Linked DNA regions of Homo sapiens: region 1 is linked to region 2. Evidence: chromatin contacts called from ENCODE Hi-C or POLR2A ChIA-PET data. All regions are on one chromosome and are shown on one strand. The core of a region is the stretch at or near the end of the contact, and the rest is flanking DNA. Distances in the headings are between cores, read along the strand shown. Region 1 overlaps LOC105376856 (a long non-coding RNA gene). Region 2 has its middle 32 kb from the start of MIR4418.

Evidence for each region. A loop is a pair of places that touch in the nucleus more often than their neighbours do. ChIA-PET counts read pairs that join two places held with the same protein, here RNA polymerase II (POLR2A). Pooled maps may share reads with other maps.
Region 1: a loop to region 2 is called in a pooled map, with 2.1 times the contacts of the local background. The contact joins two enhancer-like sites. A Hi-C loop is called at or near these places in 2 of 50 pooled maps. POLR2A ChIA-PET finds 5 or more read pairs at or near these places in 3 of 52 experiments (PC-9, Panc1 and activated CD8-positive, alpha-beta T cell).

The regions. Positions count from the first base shown.
Region 1 is chr1:22,412,526-22,418,045 of GRCh38, reverse strand. LOC105376856 (a long non-coding RNA gene) reads left to right here. Exons shown (of 3, transcript XR_947058.2): 3 at 1,076-1,715. Among named protein-coding and RNA genes, the nearest start is that of ZBTB40, 37 kb to the left of the region's middle. RefSeq lists an enhancer at 1-816. Within about 2 kb of position 3,590, at least 9 of the 41 ENCODE cell types and tissues checked have a DNase peak (open chromatin) inside an H3K27ac peak, as active enhancers do.
Region 2 is chr1:22,295,181-22,301,434 of GRCh38, reverse strand. No RefSeq gene overlaps it. Among named protein-coding and RNA genes, the nearest start is that of MIR4418, 32 kb to the right of the region's middle. RefSeq lists an enhancer at 3,644-4,143. Within about 2 kb of position 4,831, at least 2 of the 41 ENCODE cell types and tissues checked have a DNase peak (open chromatin) inside an H3K27ac peak, as active enhancers do.

The DNA of each region.
Region 1 (5,520 bases), core at 2,341-4,840, 120 kb before region 2:
AACAGTTCCGTACACTCCTATAACCACTCCCACTTTACAGATGAGGAAACTGAGGTCCGGAGACATTCAGTCTCTTCCCAAGATCACATAACTCATGAGTGGCAGAGCAAGGATTTGAACCCATGTCTGCCTGGCCCCAAGCCTGATGTGAAAAGGAAAATCACAGAGGGCTTTTCAAGGTTCCCATCCTGAAACTCGAGCCTGGTGATGTTCAGCTGTTAGAGCTGGGCGCTTAGAATCATCCCAGGAAGGTACTGACCGCGCCCTTCAACCCGGTCTGCTCTTGGCACCAGAAAAACCCTTTGGGGTTTCAGCCCTTCTCTGAGACTCAGCCTTAGCTAAGCTTACCCTGGGCCAGAGTGGCAGGCTGACCCACAGAGGGGCTGTGTGCGTGGCACCGACTCCCCAGTCCCTGGCCAGGCCACACCGTCTTGCAGAGCCTCGAATGTGACAGACAAGAGATACAGGTACTGGGGATTAATTTGTCGCTTTGGGGTTTGGTGAGAAGAAATGACGTGAGAGAAGGGGAGGAGAGAAAGGTGCGTGGGAGAGCTTGTGGCCCCTCAGAAGTGAACCAATGGATTAGAGGCACCAAACGAATAGTAATAAAAGCAGAAGCAGGGGCTGCCATGTTTGGGGGCTGCTTACCACCTACCAGGCCTTTTTTACTTTATGCATTATTTAGTCCTTACAGTAATCCTATGGCATTGAGGATTCAATTTCATTTCACAGAGGGGGAAACTGGGGCACAGAGAGGTTAAGTAACCTGCACCAGGTCACACAGCCATCAAGAGTTGGAGAGCCCATCACCATCATTCTTCTGCCTCAGCCCCTCCCACTCTACCTGGTGTGCCTGGCAGCCCTGAAGGCAGAGGAGAAAAATGGGGAGCGGGGAGGTGCAGGGCTGGTGAATCCAACCTCCATGAACTTCCTGCTGGGGCTGAAGGGGCAGGTAGGGGACCTGAGCTCTGAATCCATTCCACCCTGACTCCTCACATGACCTTGGATGATCTGTCTCCACCCTGGATTCAATCATCTTTGTGCAAAGAGAATATTCATTTAGGTGGCGTTTCAGTTTCTTTCCAGATTGGAATGGTGTGATTCTAAGAGTCCTGGGACAGAAGGAGTATTGGAGGTGTCAAGGGGCTGGACCGGTGAGGACAGGAGTCGAATGTGCCCCTGATCTCTGTCCCTCTCCTCGGGGCTGCAGCCCTTGTGACATCGAAGTGCCCCACCCCCTCCTTCGGCTTCCCTCGCTGCTGCGCAGAGGCCACTGGAGGGCGCTGTCTCCTCACACTTCTGGCTGAGCTCACCTCCGCTGTCTGAACCTCCTTTTGAGGCTGGAGAGAAATTGAGAGGCCTGGAGCCAGTGTCTGGGAGGCCTCTGGACACAGCTGGACCCACCGAGGCCACATGGGGTCAGTAGGATCTGAGCCTGTGGAAGGAGGTGCCAGAGCAATGACTAGGAGTCAAAGTCCTGGGCTTCAGGGCGAGGGCTTGTGGTGAGCTCTGGACAAATGGCTTTGTCTGTTCGATCCTCAGTTTTTGTATCTGCAGACTGTGGAGAGTGACCCACCTTATGGCACTGTTGTGAGAAGTGCTACAAATGAGAATGTACATGTGAGTGCTTCAAAGAACTCAGATGTTCTCCATGCCAGAGTGGGTTTTATTTATTTATTTATTTTTTGATGGAGTCTTGCTCTGTTGCCCAGGCTGGAGTGTGCAATGGTGCAATCTTAGCTCACTGCAACCTCTGCCTCCTGGGTTCAAGGAATTCTCCTGCCTCAGCCTTGCCGAGTAGCTGGGATTACAGGTGCACACCACCACACCCAGCTAATTTTTGTATTTTTAGTAGAGATGGGGTTTCACCATGTTGGCCAGGCTGGTCTCAAACTCCTAAACTCAAATGATCCACCTGCCTAGGCCTCAAAAAGTGCTGGAATTACAGGCATGAGCCATCTCACCTGGCTAATTTTTATATTGTTAGTAGAGAGAGGGTTTCACCATGTTGACCAGGCTGGTCTCAAACTCCTGACCCCAGATGATCTGCCCGCCTCTGCTTCCCAAAGTGCTGGGATTACAGGCATGAGCCACCGTGCCTGATCCGCCAGAGTAGGTCTTGATGGTTATCACCCTTGAAGAATCATCCAGTAACCCAAGGAGAAGATCATTTGGCTAGGGCCCCGTATGACCTTCAAACTGGCATAGGCACTGAACTGTTCCTTACGTTCTCACAACAGCCCCAAGAGGTATGAATTATTATCATCTCCATTTCATAGCTGGGAAAACCCAGGCTCAGAGAGGCGCCATAGCTCCCCCTGGGTCACCCAGCCACTGGGTGGCCTTACCGGAATTCAGACCCAGGTCTGTTTGGCTCCATAGACTTGCTTAAACTACTGGACTGTCCCGCACTGGCCCATGCCAAGTCAGGAAAGGGTTTGATGTGACCTACTAAAGTCCCTCGGGCTGAGGTTTCAGCTGAGTGTCCTTTATTTAGTCCTTTGGAGGTGTGGACCCGTATGTCTTTGGTATGGATCCACATTTCAGTGGGGTCAGTAACTCCCTGGATTGGTTTTGCCATTTTTTTTTCTCCCCTTGGACTTATACGCATGATTCTTCCCCCTCCCTGGGAAGCAGAGCTGGCCCTGTGACATAGGTGGCTTTACCTGCAGCTTGACCTCTTTACCTCTTTTTTTTTTTTTTTTTTTTTTGAGATGGAGTCTCACTCTGTTGCCCAGGCTGGAGTGCAGTGGTGCAATCTCGGCTCACTGCAACCTCTGCCTCCTAGGTTCAAGTGATTCTCCTGCCTCAGCCTTCCCAGTAGCTGGGACTACAGGCGCACACCACCACACCTGGCTAATTTTTGTGTTTTTAGTAGAGATGGCGTTTCACCATGTTGGCCAGGCTGGTCTCGAACTCCTGACCTCTCTCAGGCGATCTGGCCGCCTTGGCCTCCTAAATTGCTAGGATTACAGGCATGAGCCACGGCACCCGGCAACCTTCTCATATGAGTGGCAGATGGGTGGAAGAGGCTGGACTTATGTCCATTCACAGGCTCCCCACCCTGGTCAGGGTGCAGGGTATTTGCTGTGCTGGAGGACATACCTCCATGTTAAAATGCCCAGTTGAAGCCTTGTAGCTTTTTTCACTTCTTATTTTCTATCTTGATGAAAGATTGTGCTGTCGGCAGGGTTGTAGTTAAGTCGAAGTGTGGCTTTGTTTTCACAATTTCTGTTCACTTTCCTCCCACTCTTAGGCAGCTTGAGAAGGGTGGAGGGGTGGGGAAGGAGAGTGACAGTGGGTGCTGGAATCTCCCAGCCTGGGGGGTTCTTGAAGTTCCACAGTCATGGAATTGTGGCGCTGGAAGCGACCCTCCCAGGGCACAGAGGAGGCAACTGAGGCCCAGGGAGAGGACCCAGACCCTCCCAAGGTCGCCCAGCTAGTTAGCGACAGGCTGGGACCAGAATCTGCCTTTCTGCTGGTCCCACGCCAACACATTTGCTAAGTCACCCAAAGCCTGGAGTGTGGTTAGTTTAGAAAACTGAGACAAGGAGCCAGGGGATGGGACAGTGGAGCGGGGACAGGGAGGTGCTGACCTTGTGCTTTGAAAGCGCTAGTGGGGAGTTGCTTGTCTTCATCTGACGTCAGCCCCTGGACAAATAATGGCCACAGAAAGCAAATATTATGAGAGTCCTTGTGTAAACACGGAGCTGGTGTTTCAGTGTCAGAAATGGGCCGAGGACTCCAGGCTCTATCAGACCAGCTCCCCAGCGCTGCCTCTCAGCAAATGTACCTCTCCCTGCTGGGGAAGAAGGACCTTCAACAAAGATGGGGGGCAGAGTCCCCCTAAGAGGCCACAGTGGGGCAGAAAGGGAGAAGCTAGGAGGGTTCTGGGAGAACTGAGAAGATGCAGCATACCCAGGGACTAAATTAGTTTAGGGATGCAGGAAGAAAAACCTGTCAATTACCAGGCACCCATCCTGTGTCAGGCCTGACTGAGCCCTTTATAGACATTGTCTCATTTAATCTTCCCAGGAGCTCTAAGGGATAGGCATTGTTGTCCACATTTTGTAGATAAGTACATTGAGGCTCAGAGAGGTTAAGCAACTTGTCTGCAGTCACACAGGTGGGAAGTGATAGAACGGGGATTTGATCTCAAGTCTGTCTGAGTCCACTACCCTGGTGTGTTTTGCAGTCTGGACCAAGGGCCTTTCTTCATCAGAGTCACCAGGAAACCTTGTCAAAGAGGAGATACCCAGGCCTTGCACCAGCCTTTGGGGAGGGCCTGAGAGTGAGCATCTCCCAGGGAAGAGGAAGGAGGAAGGCTGCTAACACCTGGGAATAATCGCTCAATAGCAGGAGCAGCTAAATTTTTCCTTAAAGGGCTAGATACTAAATATTTTAGACTCTGCAGACCTTTAGTCTCTGTTGCAACTATTTGGCTCTGTTACCGTTGTGTGAAAGCAGCCACAGACAATACGTATGTGGATGAGGGTGGATGCATTCCAACAAAACTTTATTTACAAAGTGGCATGCTGGATTTGTCCCTGGTAGTTTGCTGCCCCTTGTCTATAGCATGCAAAGTGCCCCCATAGCCTGTCTCTCTGGTTGTCTTCCCAGCAGCCCTGTGAGGAGGGTATGATTTTCTCCGTTCTACAGATGAGGAGATGGAGGCCCGGGGAGGTTAGACATCCAGGGTCCCACAGAAAGTGGATGTCAGAGCTGGGAGTAGAATTAGACCTCCTGATCCCAGTTCAGTGTGCTGGAAAGTATGAGCCTGGTAAGAAGGTCTGGGCCAGGGAGATTGCTATTAAGTAATGAAAGCAGCCACCACTCACTGGGTACTTGCCATGTGCTGGGCACTGAGTCATGACCTCACATAAGCTGCTACCCAGATGTTGAATGTCATTGTCTCTGTCACATGGGGTGGTCACAGCCTCCCTGGGAGGTAGGAAGGCATCTGCAGCATGTCAAAACCAGCTTATCTCGGGTGCCCCAATACACCTGACATGTTACAGCTGCACCACGGGAAGGTGGAAGCTGCTGACAAGATGTATTTGCCTTTCCATTCGTGAGAATGTATGCATTCTCTCTCTCTCTGTCTCTTTTTTTCTCTCTTTTTCTCTCTCATTCAAAGACACACACACACACACACACACACACACACACACACACACCCCAGTCTCAAACAAACATCAAATAGACATGTGGTCACTTCAGTGACCTTCTTGTCCTAGGTAGGAGAATACAAAACACAAGGCCTGGAAATGACTCGTCTGGTTTACATGACATGTCCCTGCTGAGATCAGGAACCGGGAAACTGCCTGGTATGGGGAAAAGAATGCTGGACTTCCAGTTGGCCTGGATTCCGTACCACAGCCTGACCCTGATCTGCCGGGTGACTTTAGGTGTCACTCTCCTCATTTCTAAAATGGATGTCGCTTTCCTAATTCACAAATTGGGTGGGAAGTAGGTTTGTTCATTTGTTCAAGGCATTCATTTATTCATCCATTCACTTCC
Region 2 (6,254 bases), core at 3,582-6,081:
TGGTATTGCTTAGGTTGTCTTCCAGGGTTTTTATAGTTTTGGGTTTTACATTTAAGTCTTTAATCCATCTTGAGTTAATTTTTGTATATTGTGTTAAAAAAGGGGTCCAGTTTTAATCTTTTGCATATGGCTAGCCAGTTATCCCAGCACCATTTATTGAATATGGAGTCTTTTTCCCATTGCTTGTTTTTGTCAGTTTTGTCAAAGATCAGATAGTTGTAGGTGTGTGGTCCTATTTCTGGGATCTCTGTTCTGTTCCTTTGGTCTATGGGTCTGTTTTTGTACCAGTGCCACGCTGTTTTGGTTACTGTAGCCCTGTAGTATAGTTTGAAGCAGAGTAGCATGATGCCTCCAGCTTTGTTCTTTTTGCTTAGGATTGTCTTGGCTATTCAGATTCTTTTTTGGTTCCATATGAATTTTAAAGTAGATTTTTCTAGTTCTGTGAAGAGTCTCAATGGTAGTTTAATAGGAATAGCATTGAATCTATAAATTGCTTTAGGCAGGTCATTTTTACTGTATTGATTCTCTCTATTCATAAGCATGGAATGTTTTTGCATTTGTTTGTGTCATCTCTGATTTCTTTGAACAGAGTTTTGTAGTTCTCCTTGTTGAGATCTTTCACCTCCCTAGTTAGCTGTATTCCTAGGTATTTTATTATTTTGTGTGTGTGTGTGGCAATTGTGAATGGGATTGCATTCCTGATTTGGCTCTCTGCTTGACTGTTGTTGCTGTATAGGAATGCTAGTGATTTTTGCACATTGATTTTGTATCCTGATGCTTTCCTGAAATTGTTTATCACCTTAAGAAGCTTTTGGACTGAGACTGTGGGATTTTCCAAGCTATAGGATCATGTCATCTGCAAACAAGGATAGTTTGACTTTCTCTCTTCCTATCTATTTCTTTCAGTGGTGTTGATGCCCTTTCTTTCTCTTGCCTGATTGCCCTGGCCAGGACTTCCAATACCATGTTGAATAGGAGTGGTGAGAGAGGGCATCTTTGTTCTGTGCCAGTTTTCAAGGGAAATGCTTCCAGCTTTTGCCCATTCATTATGATGTTGGCTGTGGAATTATCATATATGGCTCTTATTATTTTGAGGTATGTTTCTTTAATACTTAGTTTATTGAGAGTTTTTAACATGAATGGATGTTGAATTTGATCAAAAGCCTTTTCTGCATCTACTGAGATTATCATGTGGTTTTGTCTTTAGCTCTGTTTATGTAAGGAATCACATTTATTGATTGGCATATGTTGAACCAACCTTGCATCCCAGGGATAAAACCTACTTGATCGTGGTTGATGAGCTTTTTGATGTGCTGTGGGATTCAGTTTGCCAGTATTTTGGTGAGGATTTTTGCACTGATGTTCATCACAGATATTGGCCTGAAGTTTTCTTTTCCTGTTGTATCTCTGCCAGGTTTTGGTACTAGGAGGTTGTTGGCCTCCATCCTATTTTCCACAGTTGTTTTATTTTCCAAACATCACAGCAATGAAGACAAAGAGCCCACCCTCCAACCCAACACCTATTCTGAATTTAAAAAGCAAATCCAATGATAATGACATGAACTGGGGACACTGTAGACCAGCCAGGTGTAATCCTTGGTCACCAGTTTTGGTCTTCTATTTCTCCCTTCTTATTCTATTAATGCCATTATCAAGCATAACAGAAAATCATTTATTAAAATGAGGGACTCTGGTGACCCAGAGATTTGAGTCTTTTTTTTTTTTAATTCTCTGCAAGTGTTGCACAAAATGATTTGAGGCTTTTAAACAAAAACAGTACTGAAAAGATAAGCAGTTTACCCCACCACGAAATTCCCAAGCTGAAATTATTTTCAAACTGTACCCCAAATAAAATTATATCATCTTTTTTCTTCATTTACTGAACTTAATACTCTTAATGTGCTATGTCAGTATATGGATGACATTTACTTCAATTTAATAGTCTCATGCATGCGGTACTTTGGTGCATTGCCACACCAAAATGTGCTAACTTGGATCAGATTCTTTAAGGAGTCAGTGACCAAAAAGCAAATTAAGAATAACCATCCAGGCCGAGCGCAGTGACTCACACTTATAATCCCAGCACTTTGGGAGGCCAAGGCGAGTGGATTACCTGAGGCCAGGAGTTTGAGACCAGCCTGGCCAACATGGTAAAACTACATCTCTACTTAAAAAAAAAAAAAAAAATTAGCCGGGTGTGGTGACATGTACCTGTAATCCCAGCTACTGGTTTGGCTGAGGCAGGAGAATCACTTGAACCCAGGAGGTGGAGGTTGCAGAGAGCCGAGATCGGGCCAGTGCACTCCAGTCTGGGTGAACAGAGTAAGACTCCATCTCAAAAAAAAATAAAGAAAGAAAGAACAACCATCCAGCTGGGCGCAGTGGTGTGCACCTGTGTTCCCAGCTCAGTAGCTGTGGCAGAAGGCAGAAGGACCACTCAAACTTCAGGAGTTTGAGCAAGAGTTCTAATCCAACCTGGGAAATATAACAAGACGGTGTCTTTAAAAAAATAATAATAATAGCCATCAGAGGAAGAAATTTTAACATTCAAAGCTTCCTCCCATTCCTCTTCCTCTGTCCTCTCTTTTCCTCCACTACCCTCTCGGCTCTTCTTCTTCTTTCCTGTCCTCTTCCCTTCTTTCCCAGCTTCTCCCACCTCCATATCAAGTTAAAGTCAAAAATATCTGGGCTTAAATCCTGGCTCCACTGCCTTCTTCTTGGATGACCTTGGTAAGGTGACTTCTTAACCTGTCTGAACCTGTTTCTTCACATATAAAAACAGGACGATGCTCTTTAGCTAAGAGAGTGGTCACGAGGATCAAATGAGATAATATGCATCAAACACCTGGCACAGCATATGTGCTTAGTAATGGAAGATATTAATCCTTCATTTGATAAACGTCTGTTGAGCACCTGTTCTGTGGGGGCCTTGTGCTGAAGACACAGAAACCAAGGAGTACAATAAGGGGTATAGGCAAACAAATAAATTGCACTGAAGTATGGTAAGAAATATTATAGAAATCTGAATAAAATTATCAGAGGACAGGGATGCCCCTAGGCTGAAGAGTCCTCCATCACTAGAGGGGTATAAGCAGAGAGCATGGGTACCATGTTTTCTTGCTGCCTGGTGTCTGGGTATAAGGGTTGGGTGGGAGAGGGACCTCTGAGCTTCGGGTGGAGTTGACTCCACTCCCAGCTGGTAAGGATAGCAGTGCATGTGACTAATCCTGGCCAATGGGAACTCACATCCCAAGGTCTTCTGAGGGACTTGATAAGGGTCTGGGGCTGCTGGCAGGCACCTTGCCTCCTTATAATACTGAGAATGAGGCTACCATGGAGGGAGCAGAGCTGAGGGATGTTCAGAGACCCATCTTTGATGATATGGTTGGAACAGCTGGATTCAACCATACCTGAAGCCAAACTCTCCTTGGATTTTGATGTAAATTAAGCCCCTTAAAAAATCCCCCTTTAGTTTTCATCTAGATCAACTTGGGTGCCTTTCCTCTATTCCTTGTGGACCAAAGAGTCCTGTAACTGACAATGAAGATGCTGAGAAGCTCAGTAAATGTTTGGTGAGAAGGGGGTATGGGAGGAGCTAGATGACCTCCAGAAGCCCTTCCGGTGAGAGAGGCTTTGAGTTGGGCATTGAAGGGGCTGAATTGTTGGTTGTTTGAAGGACAGCAGAACAGAGCAGGCAGTGCAGTGCCCCAGAGTTCCGCCGACTCCAGTTTCCATTCCGGGAGCACTTCCTGGTGCATTTAAATGTGCCCCTGTGTGTGAGTGCCTTCAGGGGGTTTCAAAATAGCCTGAAATATAAACAGACTGGAAACCTACTCCTTCTCTTCCTCTCCCTGCTTTTCCTCTCTCCCGGGGTGGGGATGGGGGAAGCTGGTGCCGGTGCTGCAGAAGCTCCATTTGGAGGATTTAGAAAACATTTCAAGTTCGGTCTCCTTCTTTCTAAGTCTGGCAAGACCGCCTGCCTGGGGCAATTTTCCCCCTGAGTGCCAGGCCCAGGTGTGTGGGCAGGAAAAAGCAGCCCATTGTGTTCCAGCTTCGGGTCCTTCCGGTCCTAGGACTTGGCCCCTGCCAGCCTTGGGTTCCCAAGGAAAAGAGGCAGGGAGCACACTGGAGAAGCAGTGGGGCCTGGCACTTTCCTGCTGATGGAACAGATCCCTTCACGATAAAATTCCAGGCCACAACAGTTTATTGAGCAACTACCCCTGGGAGCTAACCAGAGGGACAAAACTCAGGGAACAGAACATGCTTTAATCTGGGATTCGGGATGTTAGCCTGCCGTGAACCTGGGGTAACTGGTTCCAAAGCCAGCTCCCAGCACACCTCCCAGAATTCACACCCTTGTGGGGCCCCTCCCCTGGACCTGCACAGGCTCCGTGACTCACTTTTAACCAACAGAACACAGCAGAAATGATGCTGTGTGATTTCGGAGGGGAGGTCAGAAGCCTTGCAGCCCCAACTGTCCTTCTCGGGACACCCGCCCTGGGGTGCTCCCTCTAGGGGCCCAGCCACCTGCTGTGGGAAGCCCAAGCCACAGGGAGAAACCACAGATAGTATCATGTGTTCCGTTGTGTTTCCCCACCACACCCAAATTCATATGTTGAAGTCTTAACCCTCAGCACCTCAGAATTTCCTAATCTAGGAATAAGGTTGTTGCAGATGTACTTAGTTAAGATGAGGTCATCCTGGAATAGGGTGGCTAATCCAATGTGACTGGTGTCCTTATAAATCGGGGAGATTTTGGGCACAGAGACATGCACATGTGGAGAATGCCATGTGAAAATAAAGACAGAGATGGGGGTGGTGCTTCTACAATCCAGGAAATGCCAAACATTGCCAGGAAACCATCAGAGCCTGGAAAGTTCTCCCTCACTTGGACTTTGATGTGAACTGAGTCCCCTAAAAGGTCTCCCTTTATTTTTCCTCTAGATCAGCTTGGGTGCCTTTTGTCTTTTTTGACTAGGGGAGTCCTATAACTGACAACGGAGATGCTGAGATACTCAGTCAATGTTTGGTGGGAAGAAGGGATGAGAGGAGCTAGATGACCTCCAGGGGACCCTCCTTCTCTCTCTAGGAGAGAGTCTGGAAGATTCTCCCTCACAGTCCTCAGAAGGAACCGACCATGCTGACACCTTGACCTTGGACTTCCAGCCTCCGGAACTGTGAGACAGTGTGTGTTGAGTGATGACCTGGCATCTCCTCCCTCTGTTTCAGAAATTTCAAAAATGTGGGTACCAGAGCAAAATTATTGGAGGGTTGACGTCAGTCAACCTCCCAAATGGTTCAGACCAAGGCATTCTTAGCCAATGTGGGACATTCTTTCCTTGCTCAGGAAAAAAGCAAACATGCCCTTAATTCGGTGATGCCAGAGTTGTTCTTTTGCAAGGATTAGGGTCAACACATGGCAACAGAGGGCCACGCACTCGTCGTGTGAGACCAGACTGGCTTGGGTCTGGGGAAGAAAAAATCCATGCTTGCTAAATGCAACGTGGGATCCTGAATTGAATCCTGGAATGGCAAAAGGGCATTCATCGAAAAACGGGTGAAACCTGAATAATCTATAGTTTAGTTAAGAGTAATGTACCGACGATGATGTCTTAGTTTTGAGAAATGTTCCATGGTAAAGCAAGATGCTCACATTAAGAGGAATGGAGTGAAAGGTATACAAGAACTCTCTGTACTATCTTTACAACTTTTCTGTAACTCTAAATGTTTTTCAGGATAAAATGTTTATTAAACAAAAAAAGCTAGCATTTGCAGTGATGAAATGTGTTTGTCTTTAGACAGGTCAAAGGGGAGTTGGCCAAGTCCCTTGCTGATGAGGAGGTCATCTCAAAATCAAAACCCTTTGCCCTCCCAAGTGACAAGTGGGGTAATAGTTGTTGTTCATAGGGTTATGTCAAAGACTAAATGAAATAAAACATGTAAAGGGCTTGGCATAGAGCAAGGACCGTGGCAAGCATTCAATAATCGTAAGCTGCTGTTGTTGTTTAGTAAAACCACTTCACTAACAGTATCCCCATGATGCCACATTGGCTGGTGTGAGGAGTTTATAGCTCTGCCAGCCCACTGTGGTTTTGCTCTAATGCACTCTCAAATGTATGAGTTCTCTGTTGCTGAATAACAATATTACCATTAACTTAGTGCTCTATTTGGTTTGTTTGTTTGTTTTTGAGACAGTCTTGCTTTGTGGTCCAGGCTGTAGTGCAGTGGCACAATCTTAGCTCACTGCAACCTCC